Linked DNA regions of Homo sapiens: region 1 is linked to region 2. A link is a loop called in an ENCODE intact Hi-C map of the cell type or tissue named here. Cell type or tissue: heart right ventricle. All regions are shown on one strand. Each heading gives the region's core, and the rest is flanking DNA. Links, peaks and the distances in the headings are about the cores only.

Region 1 (10,675 bases), core at 1,066-9,065, 50 kb before region 2:
GTATTTCCTTTATTTTTGTTTTTTTACTTTAATGTAATTTTTAGAGACAAGGTCTTACTTTGTCTTGTAGACTCGCGTGTGGTGGCGTGGCACTCATGGTTCACTGCAACCTCCAATTCCTGGGCTCAAGCGATCCTCTTACCTCAGCCTCCTGTGTAGTTAGGACTGCAGGCATGCATCACCATTCCTGGCTAATTTTTCAATTTTTGTGAAGACGGGCTCTCACTATGTTACTCAGGATGGTCTCAAACTCCTGGCCCGAAGCAATCCTATCACCTTGGCCTCCCAAAGTGCTGGGATTACAGGCGTGAGCGACCATGCCCAGCTCCCTTTTATAAATAAGGGGCTCACCATACAATATAACCAGTTTTTACCTGGCATTTTCCAGTCATTATTGCATTGTACGTATCTCCCCATGTCTTTTTCTTTTCTTTTTTTTTTTTTTTTTGTTGACGGAGTCTCACTCTCTTGCCGGGCTGGAAGGCAGTGGCGCAATCTCAGCTCACTGCAACCTCCGCCTCCCGGGTTCAAGTGATTCTCCTGCCTCAGCCTCCCGAGTAGCTGGGACTACAGGCGCCCGCCACCACGCCCAGCTAATTTTTGTATTTTTAGTAGAGACGGGGTTTCACCATGTCAGCCCAGGAAGGTCTCGATCTCTTGACCTCGTGATCCACCCGCCTCGGCTTCCCAAAGTGCTGGAATTACAGGCGTGAGCCACCGCGCCTGGCCCTCTCCATGTCTTTAATTATTCTTGCATAAGATGACTTTTCACTGCATAATATTCCATCACATACCACTCTTTAACCATTTTGCTTCTGGGGCACATTTTCCTTTTGGTCACACTTTTTATACTACAGTTGCCATCCTTTTACATACATTTGAATACACATATCTGGCTATTCTCTCAGAATAGATTTCCAGACGTTACCTTTCCAAGCTTGAAGATGTTAACATTTTAAAGAAAGATGGTTATTCTTGAAAGCCCTGACAGCTCTGAGTGGGGAGCCGGGGCTGATGGTTACCACAGGATAGCGGAAAGGCACACTGGCTGGCCTGTGTGTACTCACGCATCCCCCCACCTAGGGCAGCCTTGGGAAGAGCACTCAGGATTATGAGAAAGACTGTCGCCTCCCCTTTGCTTCATTAGCTGATCCTCTAAGCATATGTGCTTTCTTGGTCTAATTTTCGGATTGGTCTTCTCCTATATTCTCTTCCTACTCCCCACCCCGACCTTACAGCTAAGTGCACATCTCATGTAGTGCAGTGGGAAAGAACCGTAAGGCAGAAGCCGGGCTGACTTGGCTGTGAATCCCAGCTCCATCACTTGCTGGCCAGGTGACTGAGTAAGATCGTTTACACATCCATCATCCTCAAGTTTCTCATCTGTAAAATGGGGATAATAATGTAACTGCCTTATGGCATTATATAAGGATTGTATGACTGAACACATGTAGAATGCTTAGAACAATGCCTGGCATATATGAAGCATTTAATACATGGTGTATTAAATTAGTTTTGAAAAGAATAAATTAATAACAATGATGAACATTTTTGATACCTATTTTCCTATTGTTTTGACTCTCAAAGCCAGTTGCAAGCATATTTAGCACTGTGATGTATGTGTGACTTACTGCAAAGTCTTTTTTCCAGTCCCTGATACCAGCTCTCTCTTCACCTTCAGTGTTTCCTACCCCTCCTGCCTCCCCTTCCCTAAGAATATTGCTGTTTCACAGAGTGTAGGCTTTCCTCTGGCTTCCAGATCTGCCCACATATGCACACTTCTCTTTCCCATCCCTGTTGGACTCTTTCTCCTTATCAGTTTATTTGTTCCAGTTGGGAAGAACTGGAACCTGGTCGGCAGCTTTTCCAGTTGGCTTTATCTGTGCGCTGCATTGTAAAACTGTTCTCTCTTGCTTAGAAATCTCTTTGATCCATGTTTAGCTGTATTTATTCTTCCAACAGATGTTTTGGGTAGTGAGAGGATTTTCTTCTCGCATTTGCCTAGTCTCATGCTCCTTCATGCTTCCCACTTGTTCGGGATCTTTTTGCCAGCTGACCACAGACAGGGGCCATCTGTCGTGAAGGTCTCCCTGGCCCAGCAGACCAGGAATGGCCCAGCAACCAAGACTTTCTGAAGGGCTTAGTGAAGGGGAGGAGGGAGGAAGATGTTGGAGAACTGTGTAGGGTAGAGTTTGAGTTTCCCAGACACATTCCAGGAGCTCTTTTGATCCAAGGTATACATGATTTGGCTTGTGCTCTGTGGCAGGTTAACAAAAACACAACCTTCCATTGTCTCCTGTAGACAACAGAGTGAGGCCCTTGGGCATGGCAGGTAGCCTAAGACTACCCCTGAGAGTTGGGAAGTGTATGAGTCTCCTGGGGCTGCCGTAACAAAGCACCACAAATTGGGTGGCTTAGCACAACAGAAATGTATTGCCTCACAGTTCTGGAGGCCAGAAGTCCAAGATCAAGGTTGCGGTCAGGGCCGTGTTTCATCTGAAGGCCCAGGGAAGCAGCTGCCCCACGCCTTCTCCTAGCCTCTGGTAGCCTCTGGCATTTCTTGGCTTATAGATGCATCTGTCAAATCCTGTGTCTTCATATGGCTTTCTCCTTTGTCTCACACTGTCTTTCCTCTGTGCATGTCTGTGTTCAGATGTCCCTTTTTATAAGGATGTCAACCCAATTGGATTAAGTTCTACCCTAATGATCTCATTTTAACTTGGTTACCTCTGTAAAGTCCTTATTTCCAAATAAGGTCATGTGCTCAAGTACTAAGGGGTTAGGACTCCAGCATATCTTGGTGGTAGACACAATTCAACCCATAATGGGAAGGAAAGATGTTGGGCACCTGTAACTCCTCCAAACACCCACAGAGTGCAGGGTGAGCTGTGTGCTAACACATAGTCAGTTCTCTTTGGGGTGAGGAGGCCTAGGGGCAGGGCCCCCATGTGGGGTCTCTGTCCACACCAGCAACAATAACAACCAGGGAGGAAAGCATCTCATTTTCCTTGGCTCAGTTCAGCTTTTTATGTTTTTAGCACAATGCCTGCTTTGCTCTTCCAACAATTTGGGAATCTCTGGGAGCTGTGCATGGAAAGCAAGGAGGACAGCGGCGAGAAAAAGGGGGAGTAGATGGAGGGTCTTGGAAAGCAGAGGGCCTAGGCAGGCAGAGAGGACAGGAAAGTATAGCGAGCAGAGCGGCAAATTGGTGGGGAGGTGCAGAAGGCTGCTTGGCAGCCAGGAGTTCTTGCCCTGGCCCTGCCATGAGGCTGCATGTCTGTGGCCTAGGTATTTACCTTCTCCAGGCCTCAGTTTCTCTGTAGGCAAGATTGGGAGGTGGATGGGTGCTCTCTAGGATCCCTTCCTGGCCAGAATAACATTCTCAGCAGGAGCCTAACGTGTGGAGCAAATGGGAGCACTGGGCTCCGGCCTCCTGCAGTGAGCACAGCCCCTGTTCTTGTGGAAACATCTTCCAATAGGGCTGCCCTGCCTACAGGGTCATGCGGCATGCATCTGCTGCCTGCCTGCGCTCTTGAAACAGCCTCCACTGCTCCCCTCCCAGCTCCTGTCTCTCTGCACACGCAAGCGTGCTACTCCTTTTCATGATCCCCATTAGTATTCTTTGACGATGGCATACATCTGTCTTCGATCGTTGTCAGCTCTGGGAGGCTTATGCCAAGCTTCTTGAGCGTAACCCATGACTGCCTGGGTTAGGTGTTGTGAGCTGTCCAGGAGGCAGGAGGACGATGCATGCAAGTCAGGGCTTAGGGCAGAAGTGCCTGGGCCTGGCCTCCCCTTGGACTCCAGGAGTCCTGTCCTAACAGAGCCCACAGCCCCCTATCCATCTGGCCTCTGTAACCCCTCCCCAACACACACACACACACACACACACACACACACACACACACACACACACACATAGCCCCTGTGATTGAGGGGGCCCCAATTCCTGTTCATATCCTCCAGGATAGCCCACCTGCACCCTCGACAGTGAGAGACAAAGTTCTATTCCCTGTTTAGATGGGTGCTGGGGACAATGGAAAGGAGGTGTGGCTCTGAGAAGTTCATGTCTTGCTCAGGGCACACAGCAGCTGATCGGGAACATGTTGCTGACTCCAAGATGCTGCCTTGCAAGAAGCTGGCTCTATCCTTCTTTTGGCTGAAGTGCCTTTCATGGATGGTGAGGGATGTGCAGGGAGAAGTGTCAGGAGTGAGGGTCAGTGGTTAGAATCAGGCAGTCCACAGAGTCTGAGAAAGCAAGACATTCTCTGGCAGTCTGGGGGTCATGATCGCCCACCCCAGCCCAGATAACCCTCACAGCTGTGCGGGCCACTAGAGAAAAAGGAGGGCATGTTTGGGGCAGGAGAGGCAAATGTTTGCTTATCTGTGACTTCTTCCTCCAAGCATGTCCGGACCTCCAGTCAATGGTGGGCTGTCAGTCGTCAGCTGAGGTTGAGCTTTCCTTAGCAGGAGCACTGGTCACTTGGGCTGGGATGGTTCTTAGTGGTACAGGATGCACTGCAAGCTTTAAATGCGAGTGGCATCATCCCCTTCCGGTCACCATGGCAACCAGAAACACCTTGACACATTTCCAAATGCCCTTTAGTAGGGCAGTGACAGCCCTTTTGAGAATCACATAGAATCGCATTGATTGATGAGTGAAAAATAAATGGATGGTAGCCTCCTTTTGTGATTTTTGCAGCGGCCTTTAGCTTCCTTTACTCACCCCAGAAATCAGTGGGACCCTGGGAGCTGTGTACCCCTCAGACCCAGTTGGAACCCAGCCAAGAGTACTTAATCCATCCCCACTTGTGGGGCCAACGGCACCTAACCACCTCAGGCACGGTGGACCTGGCTCCTCAGAGAGCTCTAGGGACAGAGGAGAGAAAGGGTCTGCATTCTGTTTGCAGCCCTGATCGTGAGCTCTGGGGGTCCTCTTCCACCCCCACCCCCACCCCCAGCCCCTGGAGCAGGTACTCGGGGTCAGAGCTCTGCTGAGGGTCTGGCTCTGGGAGGGGAGGTTTGTGTAAGATTCCCTCCCACGGTTCAGCACAGATGGGATGACAAGGACCAAATTCTGTTTCTGGGCTCTGATATTTGCCAAGATTTTTACCAGGCTTCCTGGAATAGACAGGGAAGCAGAGCAAGCTCCCGTAGGTCAAGTGATTTGGGCCCGAGTTGACCCAGAGTCCCTAAATGACTGCTGTGTAGCTACCATGAGTGTGCTGAGTGGCCCATAGGGGCAGGTATGAGAGAGGTGCTGAGGGAGGCAGGGGGCCCGCAGAACGGCCTCCCATCTCCACTGCCCGTCCCCAGGTCCACAGGCTCACAGAGCAGACACGGTCTGTGCCTGGGTTTGCTCACCCACAAGAGGAAGAACATAACATCTCGCTCCTTTTGCTGCACAGGATAAAACGAGAACAGAGAGGAAACAGGAAGTGCTTTGCATTCCAGAAAGAGCAGCAACTGTATAAAGTCATGCATATTAGGATTTGAGGTATGCATGGTCAGAAGTTAGAAACTAACCGAATCTTGTCATTGCCAGGAAGTTTCGGGGTTCTGTGACTGGTGGCCACTGATGTTCCTGTGTTCCTCCATTCCAGCTCCTACCTTGACTGTGTCCTCCTCTTCACACCTAACTTCTTTAGTGAAGGCTCCATTTCCTCATTTCCTGTTCAATGCTTAAACCCCTTGCAATCTGGCTTCTACCATCGCCTTATCACAGACCCTTCTCTGGCTTTGCCTTGCCTGGCCCTTCCATGATGTCTTCTTTCTTGAAACCCTCTTTCCTTGGTAGGATACCACGGCATCCTGGTTTTTGTCCTACCTCTGTGGCTGTTTCTGCGTGCTTTCCTTAGCTGACTTTTGCTCCTTTATCTGACCTGGGCTCTCCTCTCTCCATACACTCTCCATAGCCTATTCTAAGTGTCCCAGGTCTCTTATATCTTATCTCTCAAATGCACAATTACTTTGTGTTAGCTACAGACCCATATATCCAGCTTCCCTATAGATACCCCAAATGTCTTTGTAGGCTCCTAAACTCAGTGTATGCTAAGCTGAACAGGGGCTCCTTTTGTGCCCCAAACTTTCCCAACTCCAGTGAGTCTTCTCCATTGTCTTTCACCTTAATAAATGGAACCACCTGCGACTCTAGTGTGTGGTCCAGAGACTTGGAAGTCACCTCAGCTTGTCTCTCTGTCATCCGCAGGATCGGGCAGCCTCCAAGTCCTCATCATTCTAACTCTCATAATGCCTCTGGAGTTTGTCCAGATCTCCTCGTCACCACTGCCGCTACGCTAATCAAAACCACCATTGTCTCTTGCCATCCTCCATACTTTGCAAAGTTAATTGGGTCATTTTTCTACTTGAAATCTTATAATGGCTCTCCAGTGCCTCTGAGTCCTTGTTTTTTCAACACTGTTCACACTCTCCCCACCTCTCTCTCACTCATACCCCATGCACCAGCCATCCTGGGTTTTGCTGTTTTTGTTTCCCAGAATGCACAATGCACCTTCTGGCCTCTGAGCCACAGCACCTGGGTATTTGCTCACACTACTGCAGCTCTCCTCTTCCCTGCCACCACGCCTTTCTTGCCTGACTGTTAGTATGCAGCAGTGGCCACTTGAGCATGACCGCCTCTGGGAGGCTGTCCCTAGTCCTCTGTCGCATTCTGGGGCTCCCTATCACACACTCCCATTGCATGCTGCAGCATCCTCAGCACCCAGCATTCCTTATTGTAGTTCCTGATTCAACACCTTTCTCAGGAGACTCTGGACTTCTTGAAGGCAGGAACAATTCCCACTTGTTCCTAGTAGCATTCCAAACCACACGTGACAGTGTCTGGCTTATAATAAGCAGCCAATAAAAAGTTGATGAATGAATGAATAAGTGAAAACAGAAGGTGTTTGCCTGCAGAAATCTGGAATAAGATCAAAGATCAGAGCTGGGATTAAGGAAAAAACTTCCTTGGGGTGGCACTATGAATTCCCAGAACAGGTGACTAACCCTCATTCACTTTGGCAAATGTTTATCCCATGCCACGCAACCAGGCAAAAAGTTGAATGAGGTTTAATCCCTTCCCACACGGAGCTTATTCCTTCTTTGGAAGTCCTTTAAACAAGCTCTGAAATGATTTTGGCAGGTAGACAAACTGGTCCTCATTTCTCTGTGACCAGTAAGTAGGGAAAGCAAGCACACATACACACACACACACACACGTGCACACGCACACTGACAGACAACCTTGCTCACTCACATGGGCATGCCCAAACCCTTCTTCTATTTTATAGGATGGTAACTCACTCTTTAGTTTAGACTCTTGACGTGCCATGGAAAATCCCACTCGCCCTAGAACTGGGGGCCGGGCAGGTTTGACTGTAACAACGAAGCCTGGAGCTTACTCTTTGCTGATTGGCTTTCCTTTCTGTCTCCATTTTTCCCCTGGTGAGCACTGCAGTTGTGTTCTTCCTCCCAAAGGTAATGCCTGGTTTGGCTCACTAAAACCTGTTCTTTCTGTACCGAGAGCTCATCTTCTCTTCCTCTTCTGGATTCTCAAATGAGATGACGTCAGAGGATGGAGGCCAACCACACCCTTCCTCCTTGACCCTGATAAAGTTTCTTGGAAACCCTATACTCAGAGGCAGCCAATTCTTGCCAGTGGAAGAGTGAAAAGAGGGCTTGGGAAGCTCAAGGCTCAGTGTCTGTCCCCAGGTCCCCCAGTTAAAGACACATCTGTCCTTCACTCTCAAAGATGTTGCCATTGCTCCCCTGCTAGAGTGACACACTGCACTCCCTCCTTCCCTTCACACCCCAGCAAGAGGCTATTTCCCAGGGGTCTTATAAGCAGATTTCATCTTCTCTTGTGCTGTTTTCTTATTTCAATTATCTTCAGGGAGGAACGTGCATATTGCGTCATTGCCTGGCTGTGAAATTTCATTTCCATTTCTTTACACCTGCAGTTGCAATACGAGAGAGAAAAGGCCAGAGCTTAGCGGATGTCCTAGACGCAGGTTATCAAGGTGCTGTGGCTGTGGTTTCCCGGAAAAGGCCTTGGTCCCAGAGCACATTTTATCAGCAGGACCTTCGAGGGGCTGCGTTCCTTCAATTGTTTTCTCTTTGGGGTCTCTGGTCTCCAGTTCTTTCTTCTCTAGCATGTGAGATCTGTGCTTTTGATTCATGCCTTTAAGTCTGACATTGAAAAAATATCTGATTTGCCATTCCAGATGCTCGTCCTCATTTGCAAATTTTCCTAAAGGGCCAGATTGTCCTCTGGCCTTTTCCCTTTTCCTGGTCCCACCTCACCACCCTCCCACTGGGGCTTCACAGAGGCAGAGCTAGTCTCCTTTCATTTTTTAAAATTAATAGTCTTCAATTTTTAGAACAGTTTTAAGTTCACAGAAAAATTAACCAGCTATTACAGAGTTACCGTATAACTCCTCCCCCTCACTCCCCAGTTTTCTCCATTATTAGCATGTTGCATTAGTGCAGTACATTTGTTGCAGTTAATAAGCAAATATTAGCCCATCATTATTAACTCAAGTCTATAGTTTACATTAAGGTGTATTCTTTGTGTTTTACAGTTTTATGGGTTATGACAAATGCATAATGTTATGTATCCACCATTATAGCATACAGAATAGTTTCACTGCCCTAAAACTCTCCTGTGCTCCACCTGCCCATCCCTCCTCCCTCCTCTGCCACCAATCCCTGGCAGCCACCAGTCTTTTGACTGCCTAGAGTTTCGCCTTTTTCAGAATATCATAGTAGTTGGAATAATACAGTGCGTAGTCTTTTCAGACTGGCTCCTTTCACTTAGCAATATGCATTTTAAGTTTCTTCCATGGAAACTTTGCTTTCATCCTTTTATCACCACAAGGCCAGTCATCCAAGGAATTTCTCCATCTCTGTCTGTTCCTTTCTAGTTCTATGTGTGCCACTGCTTGGCATAGAATAGGTATCCATTTAATGAACATTCCCTTTCACCACCTGGGACACCTTCCCAGGGATAACAAAAATAAAACCAGCTAGGTCAATAGCAGAGCCCCCATCCCAGTTTTAACCTCATTCTCCCCTCTTTCCACAATAAACTGGATCAGAACCAGCAGCTCTGTAAGACTGCATTTCTTTCCCTTAATACCAGGCCCCAGAGAGCATTTGATTCCTTGGCAGAGAGGTGTAGGCTTAATTAATTTTTCTCCTTTTTTCTTTGAACATCTTGGAACACACACACACACATTCGCATTTATGCACAATTGGGTGTATGAGAATTTTAATGGCAGGTGGTGTTAGCAGTTCTTTTCCTCCTGATACAGATCAGGGTTTTTCCATCTGGGCCTTTTAGCAGGGCCTATGAATATTGACTTTCTAACCACTTGGATTTGGGTGGAGTGTGCAGAGTGGGATTGGGGGGGAAGGTTCAAGGGAGAACTATACTTATGTATAAATCACATGTGAAGGGAGTTTTGAAGTCATTATTGCTTCAGGATGTGCGAACCATAATTATTTTTTAAGGTCTTGATTTGCCCAAAGAGCATTTCCCAGGGTTGCTGCTCCAAGCATGACGTCTGTGCTGTCAGGAGGTGCAGCATAGTCTGATTCGAGTTTAATCGCTTTAAAGGAGGCCCTGGGTAGGATCTGGTCTCTAGGTTCTCAGCTGTGGTCAGTCCTCCATGCAGCAAAACATCCAGATGACTTAGATGATTAAGACAGCAGACTTAAAGTGAAGAAGAGATTTTTTCCCTTATTCTTTCCTTTTATTATTAGTTTTTAAATGGTTGGCTACATGGGCTGTTGGTCATTCTCCATGTTCTCTGTGCTCTCCTCAGCTCTCTGCTCAAAACAGGCTGCACCGGCCTGCCTAAACCCTGAAAGCAACTTCTCAGCTGCCTACTTTCTGCCTTTTGACCCCCAAGCCAATCCCCATCTCCTTACCACCCTCCCGCCATGTCCTCATACACCTGCCTCTCCTTGACTTCATTCTTCATGCTCCATCAGCAACAGCCCTCTGTCAATAATGATTGTCCCAGGGAAGTGTATTCAAGGGTCACATAAAATGTGCCCTCTCTATGTGTTGAGAAGGTTTTCTGTCCCCAAAGGAGCTCTCTGGATAATGAGGAAGGTTGAACTGGGGCAGCCTACAGGAAGAAGCCCTTAGAAGGGAAACCTGTGGCATAAACCATGCTGATCCACGACTCTTATTTTGGAATAGCTATTTAAAAAGAAATATGAAGAACTCGTAAGACTTGGAAAAGAAAACTAGAGAATGTTGAAAATGTCCAAGGGTTATGTGTATGATGTGTATGGGGAAATTTTAAAAGAATGTGGTAGAAAACTGAATTTGTGGTAAAATGTTGTCACAGGACGGCCTGTTCTTTCATTGAATTATGTCTTAGTGCAGGGATGACAAATAAATACAGCAACTGTGCTGCCATTCTCACATCTTTTCCTACAGTAGGCATCACTAATCAATTACAACATTCTTTTCCACTGTCATGCCTTTGCCTACAGCAGACATCACTAATCAATCACAGCACTCTCTCTCATTGAGTTTCAAAGGTTTTTTAATCCTCCACATAGGTCTCTAAGTAGCTATATACCAATTACTTTGATTTAGAACTTGGATTACCAATTTGCCATCTCTAGTTTAATGGGAAGAACATTAGGATTAGAGTCAGAA
Region 2 (10,675 bases), core at 932-8,931:
TCTCGAATCATGATGGTTCTAAATCAAATGCAAGAAGACAGCAAGACAGTGGATTGGAAGACAGGAACTATATAGGAACTATAGGCACTGGGTGCGAGGTTCTCAGAGGACATCAAAGTAATGGTATCCAATAGACAGCTGGTTATTAAGATAGAAGTATGCTTGAAATTATGAAAAAACACCTCTTGTTCATTTGGAAGTAATCCAGCATAGGTGAGCCTCTCCATGTACAAATGGTTCTAGTCTAAGCTCAGTGGAAGCCCAAATCATAAGCTCATCAGCGAATCAGGGTGTGGGAATCTGGACTCCCAATGGGGATCTATGGGTCTGGCCTCCATTTCAGAAGGGTTATGTGCTCACCCACTTGATCACTTTGGAAGTTGGGGGGGAAAAATGCTTGGAGATTGCTGAGGAGAAAGAAATGACCATTTTGAGACTCACACCATCTGCATCTTCAGATAAGTGTCACAGCAGGGCCGTAGGCCTTAGCAGCCAGCTTCAGACACCACCATCAGAGACATTTCAGGTTGTATTTTAAAGGAAAAAGCCAGCTATTGGGAAGCTGAGATCTAAAGATTCTTGTCAAAAAAAGAACTTATTGTGGTTGTATTTTCTGGGCTAGAACTTTTCTCAGTTGTTAATTTGACTCCTTGAAAGCCTCTTGGTCTATTAGGAAAAAAGATTCCTCCTTCTTAAGAAAATCCTGGAAGTGGGCAAACACCTTTCTGCTGCAGAGCTTTCGGGCAGGAGTTCCCTCTGCCTTAAATGCTCTTCTTTCTTGCTAGGCTCTGTTTGTCTGATTCCCACCTGCTCAGCCTTCCTTTTCCTCAGGGGATCTTTCCCGACGCCTCCTCCTGAGTTACTTATGGTCGACCCTTCCTCACAATTTATATGATCCTATCACATAACACAACTGAAATTACAGCTGTGGGATTATTTGTGTCATTCTTCTTTGCCCTGTTGCCCCATTTGGCTGTCATCTACATGAGTCCCTAAGTCATGCTGATTTTCGTCAGAACTTTATCCCAAATGCTGAGCACAATGCCTATGCCATCAGTAGGCACTCAATAATGTTTGTTGTACAAATGAGTGAATGAATCCCCTTCATAAACAGGGATTACAACAGGAAGAAGGACTGGAGTCAAGCCCCAGGGAGAATGGATTAGCGAGGAGGGAGGTTGGTTGCTCTTTACTTCTTTAGACATCCATGGAGAGCCAGGGCAGGCAAGAGGCTCAGCAGTATAGAATCATGATGTCTGTTCTAGTCCAAAGATTGGTGGCTCCATTATTCCATTGGCAAAACGCTGGGGAAAGGACTCAAACTGAAAGAAGACTTTTAAGTGTAGTTATGGGAAACAAAATACAAGATCATGAACCAGGGCTGTGCTTATACTTCTTAGATTAAGAACATCATGTCTTGATTGAGCTGTCATTCATCCACTCAGCCATGCATTCGTTCAACTAATTTATATCAAAACCTACTATGCACCAGCCCTCTTCTCAGGTATTGATTAGTACGATGACAAACATGGGCAGATGAGGCTCATGCCTTAATGGAGCTTACCTTGTAGAGGGTATGACAGGGAAAAAAAAAAAAAGAAGAAGAAAGAAACAAGCAAATGTGTAGATAAAATGATTTAGGTGGTGGTAACTGCCTAGAAGAAATACAATACAGTAAAAGGGTAGAGAATGAGTAAGGGGGGCTGGGCGAGGGCGGTGCTGGTGTTGCATGTTGTATATTTTCATGGTTGAAATGCTTGCTCCTGTGAAATTCGAGGCATGAAATCTCAGTATGCCTAAGGGAAGTCAAACACATTTTCATAAACTCTGAGCAATTAATGGTTGTCATTAAAGCAGAGGATTTTTAGCCAAAAAATCAAAAGCCAAGTTTCAGCAGTAGCACACACAGGGCCCAATCCACAAATTATTTCTCTGTTCTTCAGCACTAGGTAACATGTTTTATAGGAGACCTTGGACGTTACACCACATTCTCCCCATAACAGAGGCGGGCATTACGCAGAGTATTGCTTCTGTCTCTCCAGGGACTTTTCACCCCGTCAAACCTGTTTCACTCCAGAGGAACAAGACGCAGTCACTCTGTCCTGCTGTCAGGGGTGGGCCCTCTGATTCCCCTCCAGATGCCAAAAGGCCCGGGGGCTGGGGTGGTGGGGAGCAGGTGATGGGCAGGGCCACTCCCTCTGAATTCCAGTGCCTCTGGCTCTTGCTGGCAGCTCCCCAACAAGGAGAGGTGGGGAGGTTTGCCCAACCCAGGGCTGGGTTTCTGCCTCTGGCACCCCAAGGGCACTTTCTTTTCATCTTAGGCATGCATCAAGAAAACTACTCTTGGGACTTTTCTTGGGACTATAATTGAGTCATTTGTACTCTACAACCCTCCATCAGTTTTTCTTCTTTAAAAGAGGATATAAAAACATTTCTAATTTGACAAAATGTATCCTGGGAGCTCACCCCGGCTACCTTAAGAATGAGTGGCAAGGATGAGAGCTTTGCGATTGTACAGAAGGGGAGTCAAGTACAGAATCTGTACAATCAAGTACAGATTGTACAGAAGGGGTTCCGAGAATCCCCCCAAAAGGCCACTAGAACCACCTCCAAACCCAACCTACTAAGCCAGCTTGACTTCAGAGAGGTTAGGTAATCTAGCCAAGGCCACACAGCTTATATGTGGGGCAGAGCTGGAATGAGAACCAGATCTGTCCTCCAGTCCAGAACACCCTCCATTATGCCACACTGCCATAAGAGACACCCTTGTACATGAAACCACAGGAGTGAGTGATGTGAGGTGTTCAGACACCTCCCGTGGGCCAGCAGAAGAGCTTCTGCAAGTGCCCTGCAGAACTCCCCTGGCATCTGCCAGCACGTGCCTCTACATTCCCAGGGACTTCTCAGAAACCTGGATTTGTGCACATGGAAGGCTTAATTCATGGCTATCAGACCCTCAACCTCTGGAAGAGGATGCATTCACATATTGTTAATCCATAGAGTAAACATATTGTGATGTTTGTGATGCAGTGGCCAAAGTTAGGCAGACCCAGGTTTGAACCCTGATCCCACCACCGATAATCATGTGACCTGGGGCAAGTTCCCTGGTTTCGTTCCTTCTCAAGTTCACTATGAAATGGGGATAATAATATCTATCTCCAGGGGTGACAGTTACATTGTCTGTAGCTGGAACAAGTGACCTGGACACCAGCAAAGCATGGTAGGCTATAGCAGGTCCTGGGGTGCCTCCTCTGGGCCTTCATAAGGAATTCCTGAGGTCTCCAGGGGAAGGGCCAGGGCAGCCAGGTAGTAAGAGATCACTTAAGGGTTTTGGAGAGCAATGATTGCTAACTGGCCCACCTTCCAGCCTGACATCCGGTCTGCCTACTGCACAAGGAGGTTGTCAGGATGGAGGACAAACACGTAAGGCCGTTGGCACAATGCTTGGCATCTAGGAAGTGCTCAATAACATTGGCCTCCTCCCCCTGAGAGACAGGGTCTGTGCCTATAGTCCCCAGAGGAGGAAATGGCCCGCTGGCCCCACTGTGCAGACACATGCAATACCTTGCTGCTCATGACACCTCCACTTCTAGGGAACTTTCTTGCTTTCTTGCCAAAATTCATTACACTGTAGCCCAAGTCAGTTCTAGGACTTTTGACTTTTAAGTCCAGGCTAAATCTGGAACTTTTCTTAAATGCTTGCAAAAATACCCTCTGCTCCAAAAGCATGGCACCAACTGGATGGGAAAGGAGGTCGCGAAGCAGAAGACTATTGATTTCTATGGGTTTCCTTTGCAACATCAACCTTGCATCCTCCTGGTGCTCTGGCAGACAGTGACCTCGGCAGGGTGCAGGCCTGCCCTTACCACTGGGTAGGGCCCTGCCCCCTGCTCTCGTCCTTTCAGTTCAGCTTCTCATGCGCCCAGTCTGTGCCAGCCCCTGGTGAAGACTGGGTGAGCTGATTGCCACTGGACTCTATAATTTGCTGACTGCCCACAGACCCCATCAGCCACTGCAGGATAGCAAGAGCTGAGAGAAATGTCATGTAGACAAGCAGGAGCCTGGTGCCCAGCAAGTGCCATGGATGTGAACCCTAGAACCCCAGTGTCACTGCATGAGCTCACGTGAGTCAGGCATCTCTGGGCCACATCCATTTCCTTCTTCCTGGGCACCAGCTGTGTGTCAGACCTTCCCACCCTTCCCTTTGGGCATACAGATTGCAGCCCAGTCTCCTGGAGAGAGAGACACAAACAGTTATAATACAATGTGATTGATGCTTTAATTCCCTTCATGAAGGCTTGCTATTAGGGCACAGATAGGGGGTTCTTTGCCTCACCTAAGGGGGGCAGGGGAGGGGAAGTCTCCCTGGAGCTAATGATGCCTGCAAGGAAATAAGAGAAAGATATTCCAGATACTGCAAAGTACAAGGGAGCCAACAAATATGTTTATATTGTTGGAACTTAAAGAGTGAAGAGAGCAAGCGTCAGCACACAGAGGCTCATGTGCCGTGCTAGAGAGCTTGGACTTAGTCTTGCAAAAGAGAAGAAGCCTGGGCCATGCAGGAGTGACCCGGGAGAGTGGCCTTTCATAGACAGGTCACCATAGGCACCAGTGGCTCTTCTGTCCAGAAGGGCTGTGAGCTTCTCTCTCCACCCTCTGGTGTGCTGCGTCATCTACACTTGCTGCTTGTTTGTGGCCACACCAATCCAGGTCTGCCTGAAGCCAAGGGAGAAGATGTGGCAGCTCCAGTGCAGACCTCAGGATCCTCTGTGACATCTCTGGAGAATGGACATGCTGAAAGTCAGATGGAAGGGAGAGACCTGGACAGGCATGCTGCTGCGTTGAAAGGCAGGTTTGGAGAAGGTGGGGCAGCTTCATCACTCCTCCCCCTCATCTGAGTGGGACTCAACACTCAGAACCACCTTGAGCATTCACTCATCCCCTTGCCCTGGTGGAAGGACCAGCTCCGGTCCCTGCCCTTTCTGGTCTTTTGCAGCTGGAAATCCAGATGCTGGATCTTGGTCCCAGGATAATTGAGCTGTCCACATTGCTTCCTCTCCCTCTTATCCTGTCACGCTTCCTCCTGAACTTTTGACACAAACCCTGCTTCGTGTCAGTGTGACTGTCAACCCCCATGAAGTCAGCATCCCCGGGGTGGGTCTTGCGGCCTTGCTCAGCCTCCAAGCCCCACAGGCCCTGTTCCAGGCCAGCAACCATAATTGGCAACAACACTGCAATTCCTGAGGTGGCTGGGAAGACAGAACAGGGCTGCTGGCCTTAGGAGCACAAGGTTCCTTGCTGCCCTCTGTGTGCCTTTGTGTTGCATGCCTGGTGGGGCTGGAGGTGGGATCTCACCCATCCTTCAGGAGGCCCCGGCATAGCTGACTTTCCTCTCTCCAGACCTGGCTTTCTAAAGGAGCTGAATGAGAACGTTCCCACACAGGGATTTTCATCAAAGACCGCTTTCATCAGGCCCCACCCCAATGCTTTCAGGAGTTCCCCACTGTCTACATACAGTCCTGGCTTCCTGGCTGGGCACTTGGGGTCATTGACAAAGTAGCCCCAGCCTCTTTTCCGGCTGTTTCTCCCTCACTGACACTGAGAACAGCCCCACTGCCTTTCTCCATATTTCTCATACCTGACCTGCACATCCCCACTTCCAAGCCTCAGCATGGGCTGTTCCCCATCCTCCAGGGATCCTTTTCTGACCACAATCTTTAGCCCACACAACTGCTTCTCCTTACTGTGACTCAAAAGTGATGCACACCTACCAATCCTGCGTCTTGAATGTCCAACTTTCCTCCCTTGACAGATGAGGATGCTGGACTCTAGGGAGAGTCAGTAACTTGCCTGAAGGCACAGCTGGGAAACAAGAGAGCTGGCATTCAAATCCACGCACTCCAGCTTCAGTGCTCGAACCTCAGAGTGCTCTCCATGAAGAGCATGTTTCCTTTCCCTCAGTAGAGGGAGAGAGCGCTAGATGACACGTGAGCAATGCTCCCTGACTCTTGCCTGCGTGTCTCGTCACATACTGTTCCTCTTCCTGCTGGCCCTCCCTTTCTCTGAAGGAAAAGCCTTCTATGGCTAACTTGGGCTGTAACTAGAAGTTGAATCAATTCCCCTCCTCAGGACCAGCTATGTAATTTGCAGGTCCCAAAATGCAAATGCAGGCAGGGTCCCTTGTTCATAAATGATGGAGAATTTCAAAATGGTGGCAGCAAACATTAAACCCCAAGTTCAGGGTTCTTCTACACACAGCACCCAGTGGGGCCGCCCAGGTCCCATACCCATGAAGTGGCCCCGCACCTTCCTGGGGCTTCCCGGCCTGCACTCACCATCCCTAGCTTTCCTTGTGAAGCCCCAGGGTCAGCAATGCCTAGCACACAGTAGGCCCTCAATAACGTGTGTTGAATTGGAAAGATTTCTTGTAGACGAGAGACTGTAAATTTCAGAATAGGTGATTTTAAGAACAAAAGAGATACCCATGTGTCTAGGTCTAAATTTTCTGGTGCTTGAAACAAGCAAACAAAAATTGTGGACTCCTCTTTTTAAACAAAATACTAGATTGGATACCGTGATGGGCTGAAATTGTGTTTCTTCAAAATGAGTATGTTGGAGCCCTCCCCCCACTACTCAGAATGTGACTGTATTTGCAGGTAGGGTCTTTAAAGAAGTCATTAGAACGAGATTGTAAGAGTGGGCCCTAATCCAATAGGATTCATGTCTTTATAAGAAAAAGGAGGTTAGGACAGAGACAAACACAGAGAGGCGACGATGTGGTAACACAGGGAGAAGATGGCCATCTGCAAGCCAAGGCAAGAAGCCTAGAACAGAGCCTTCCCTCAGATCCCTTAGAAACCAGCCCTGCCAACACCTTGATCTCAGACTTCAGCCTGCAGAACTGCAGGACAGTAAATTCTTGTTGTTTAAGCTCCCAGTCTGTAGGGCTTTGTTAAGGCAACCCCAGCAAACCAGTACAAATACCTAGAGATAAAATAAATCACAACCAATTATAAACCTCAAAAGCTGATAGATACCACTGAAAAATCTGGAAATATGGAAGAATAACATGATATTCATAGCTGCATTAACTGTCTGTCATACTTTACTTCCCATATTTTTGGCTGAATAATCTTCATATGTGACAATAGTTTTATAATATTCTTTTCCATAGAGAGAAGAGAAAGATAATTTAACTTCTCTTGTAACATGGTTGATCAGATTTTTTTCCAATATGGAAAAGTCTGAAGTTCACAACTTATCAGCGGTAACATCACATACATTTTCAGAATTGGTACCAAATTTGGGAAAATGTCTATCAAGTTTCTTTCACAGATCGGCTGATAAATGTCAGGACATTTTCATTATCTATTAATGCAGTGACTAATCTTAAATGCTCTTTGAATTGCCAACACTCATTAACCAGTCGGTCACCAATGTCTGCACCATAGTTATGCTATCCTGGTCAATGTTCTGATTTTATGTTGAGTCAGCAAAAAAAGGAAAATCTTTTTTCCGATGTGAGCTTATAATTCATCCCTTTCTTTTAATTGGGTTATATTATAATCCAAGAGCCTACTTATTACTTCCATTGGAAATGTATCATAAAGATTGGAAATGTATGTCTTCCTCTTAATGAACTAATACTTTTAGTATGATCTAAGATTTTTTGTTACAATTTATTTCTTCATATGAGAATAATTTTAACCTTACTTCCACAGAACTGTTAAAACCGTATAATAACCACGTGAATACCTTGCTAGGATGCCCTGCAGTCTTTGGAAGGACAGGGGCAAGTGAAGAAACCTGAAGCTGAAGCTCCATTAGCTTTGTGGCGAGTCAACCCTGGTCAAGGTTGGAGGTGGGGCTCAGAAGAACTAAACCAACAGATACTTCCAGCTGTACACACTCATCCCAGCCAGCGACACCCACTCTTCAGGTCCATGGTCCCAGGCCGCAGCAAAGTTCTGAGACTAAGGTGAGAATAAGGTGAAATTATGCACATTTTCTGTTTGTGTGTAGAGAAAGAGAGAAACAACTTCCTCAACCCGAGATGAGGTTGTCTCTGGGCGACTAGCCATCTGGTTCACCAAAACAAGATTTTCTCTGATTTTGCATGTAAGCTGTTTTTGTTTGTCTTTTTTACCACTTTGGTCCTAAAGGGTTTATTTTCTGTTACCCACTCCCCACAGAACCTCTGCATTCTGGGATGGAATGTAGGGTGATGGAATCCTTAGAGGTGGGTGAGAGGAATCCCACTGGGCCCCCCAGCATGGCCTGGGGCCTTCCTGGGCTTGGCAGTGGTTAAGAGTGTGAGCACCAGAACCAAACAGCTGGGCTCTGACACTGACTCCCTCCAACCATAGTCCCGGGACAAACTCACCCCTCCGTTCTTCCCATTCTGTATCAGTAGAGCAGAGGAAAAGTGATGAGCAGCACGTGGGAGTTGTGGGAATTGAGTCGTTGCCGCTCAAGTGCTTGTACAGGGCCTAGCACTTCGTAACTGCTCACTGCGGGAAAGGGAACAGGTTTATTAAGGGTTTGATGAACAGAACTGGAGGAAATTGGGAGGGGGCAAGGGCCCTGTCCTTATGCCAGGAACTCCTCCCTTCCTTTCTTCTCCAGGCCTCACTGGGAGCTGCACCCTCTGCTCCTCTGGCCTGGGAAAGAGCCAGATGTCTTGTCTCCTGTTTCCCATCAGAGAGGGTTTCCTCTGGCTCCAACGCCTTCCTTGCAGTGTATGAGGCGGCTTTACCTGCCTCAAAGGTCAGCTAGCAAACACCTAGAGAGTATTCTAGACAGACCCTGGCTGCAATTCCCAGGCTTTCCCTGCTAAATCTGGCAGAATCTGCCCTGGGGTGTGCCAAATGTCAATCACAAGAAGGACAGGTCACACTGCTTCTTCCGAGAAGCCTCTCTAGATTTCACCGCCCTGCCTTGAACTCTGCCCATATCCTGTGTCTCCTGTAACCCTGGGCTCAGCTTGTCCAAAAGCTGTTCCCTGCTAACCATGGCTAGTGTGCTTCTCGAATTGTGAGCCAAAAGCAAATGTTCAAAAGCACAACCAGAGATTTATATGGCATAGGGGTGTATTTTCCCAGAGAGCTAAAAAAAGATTGTAAAATCGTAATTATATCCACATTTTATGCATAATTTTTGCAATATACTAACCATATTTTGAACATGTTCATTCATTTACTTCTGCTACAATTCAACATGCAGTCACTCAACAGATATCTGTTGAGCACCTCCTAGGTACCAGACACCATTCCAGGTATTCAGAATATATCCCTCGTGGGGCGCACAATCTAATAACAGAAGGAGATGGATAATGAAAACTTCACATCATAAATGTTAGATGGTGATAAGTGCTATGGGGAGGAAACAAAGGGAGACAAAAGCAGAGCCCAAGAGAGAAGATCCAGAATGCAGGTGGAGGGTAGAGTGCAGGTTGCAATTTAAAACAGGAGGATCAGGGAAAGCCTCATTGATACACTAAGATTTGAGCAATGACTTGGAAAGGAGGTGAGGGATGAGCCGCGTGGAAATCAAGGAAAGGGCATTCTGGGTACAGGGCCCTAAGGCGCGAACGTGCCTGGCATGCATCTGAACACAGCTTAATTCTGGTGAGCATCTGATTGTGGCTTCTTTGGTCTTCCTTGGGCGTGCCTAAGGACTCCTATCTTTGTCTCATTTATATTAAGTTCATGAGATCTGTGCTTTCTACTCCAGCTTTCCACTCATCTTTATAAAACAGTAAGGACAAAATTAAATGAAATGTGCAAAATAACTGCACAAACTCTGTGCTGGGTGCCTGGTGACGCGGAACCGTCGGCTGGCACGCTGCGCCCCCACGTGGAAGCTTGCAAGGTTTGGCCCCCTAGGCACGGAAGTTCCTATCTGGCCCCTGGAAAGCAGCCCAGGGGGACCAGGCTTAGTGCCCAAATGTACGCGCTGTGCAAAAGAGAAACTTATGAAGTCAAGGACCTCGTGGCGTGTTAGACGAGAGCCCGAGGGCAGGGGTGGGGGTGCAGTGCTGATGGGGATGTGGGCCACACCCGCTAGCTTTCCTCCCCGAGCCAGAGAAGATGTTCCTGTCCTTGAACAAGAGAGCAGACAGTTCCCCCAGGCAGCTGTGTGCATGGGGGGAGGAGGGGGTTCCGGGAGGGTGCTGTGCTGCATGGCCCTCGACACAGATGTGCACTCGCATGCGCTTGGCAAAGGTGCTCCCCGCACTGGACGTGCATTTGTTTTTCCTCCAGGACTGTGTTCTGGACAAGGACCTCCTGAGGCACCCATGCTGCAGTTCCCAGAGGCTTAAGGACGGCTGCGGGACGTGTGGGCGTCTGGGTTGGTGAGTCTGGGAATTGGGGAGGGGGCGTCTGCGAAGGGAAGCCAGCCCACCCCAGTCATAAATGCCATACTCTTAGGGACACGCAGGAGTATTTTATTGTTTCATTGAAAACTGAGCCCCCAGTGCAGCTGTTCTGCCCATGAATTCCAGGGGGCAGGGACGGTGCGGGTAGGAGAATGAGGGGAAGCCAGAGGGAAGTGGGGACAGGGCCCGCTTGTCAAGTCTACGAGATCTTGTTACTGGGGTTTGGGGGAAATTGGATGCGGTTCCAGGGTTCAAATCTTTCTTGCCCCACACACCAGGGCGCTGGCTCCACTTAAG

Evidence for each region. Peaks named below come from ENCODE experiments on the same cell type or tissue, not always from the same donor. Only the 100,000 strongest peaks of a DNase experiment are listed, where the experiment ranks them.
Region 1: a loop joins it to region 2, with 7 times the contacts of the local background. A loop is called at or near these places in 7 of 110 quality-filtered maps.

The regions. Positions count from the first base shown.
Region 1 is chr12:5,451,666-5,462,340 of GRCh38, forward strand. The region is part of intron 1 of NTF3 (neurotrophin 3); the gene reads left to right. Among named protein-coding and RNA genes, the nearest start is that of NTF3, 25 kb to the left of the region's middle. In heart right ventricle, for the core only: no CTCF peak of the experiment used is centred there; no DNase peak of the experiment used is centred there; H3K27ac peaks cover 1,568 bases.
Region 2 is chr12:5,501,855-5,512,529 of GRCh38, forward strand. LOC124902865 (a long non-coding RNA gene) reads left to right here and starts at 4,712. Exons shown (of 5, transcript XR_007063188.1): 1 at 4,712-4,863; 2 at 7,722-7,978; 3 at 10,263-10,354. RefSeq lists an enhancer at 7,609-8,808. In heart right ventricle, for the core only: no CTCF peak of the experiment used is centred there; a DNase peak (open chromatin) is centred at 5,067; H3K27me3 peaks cover 1,243 bases.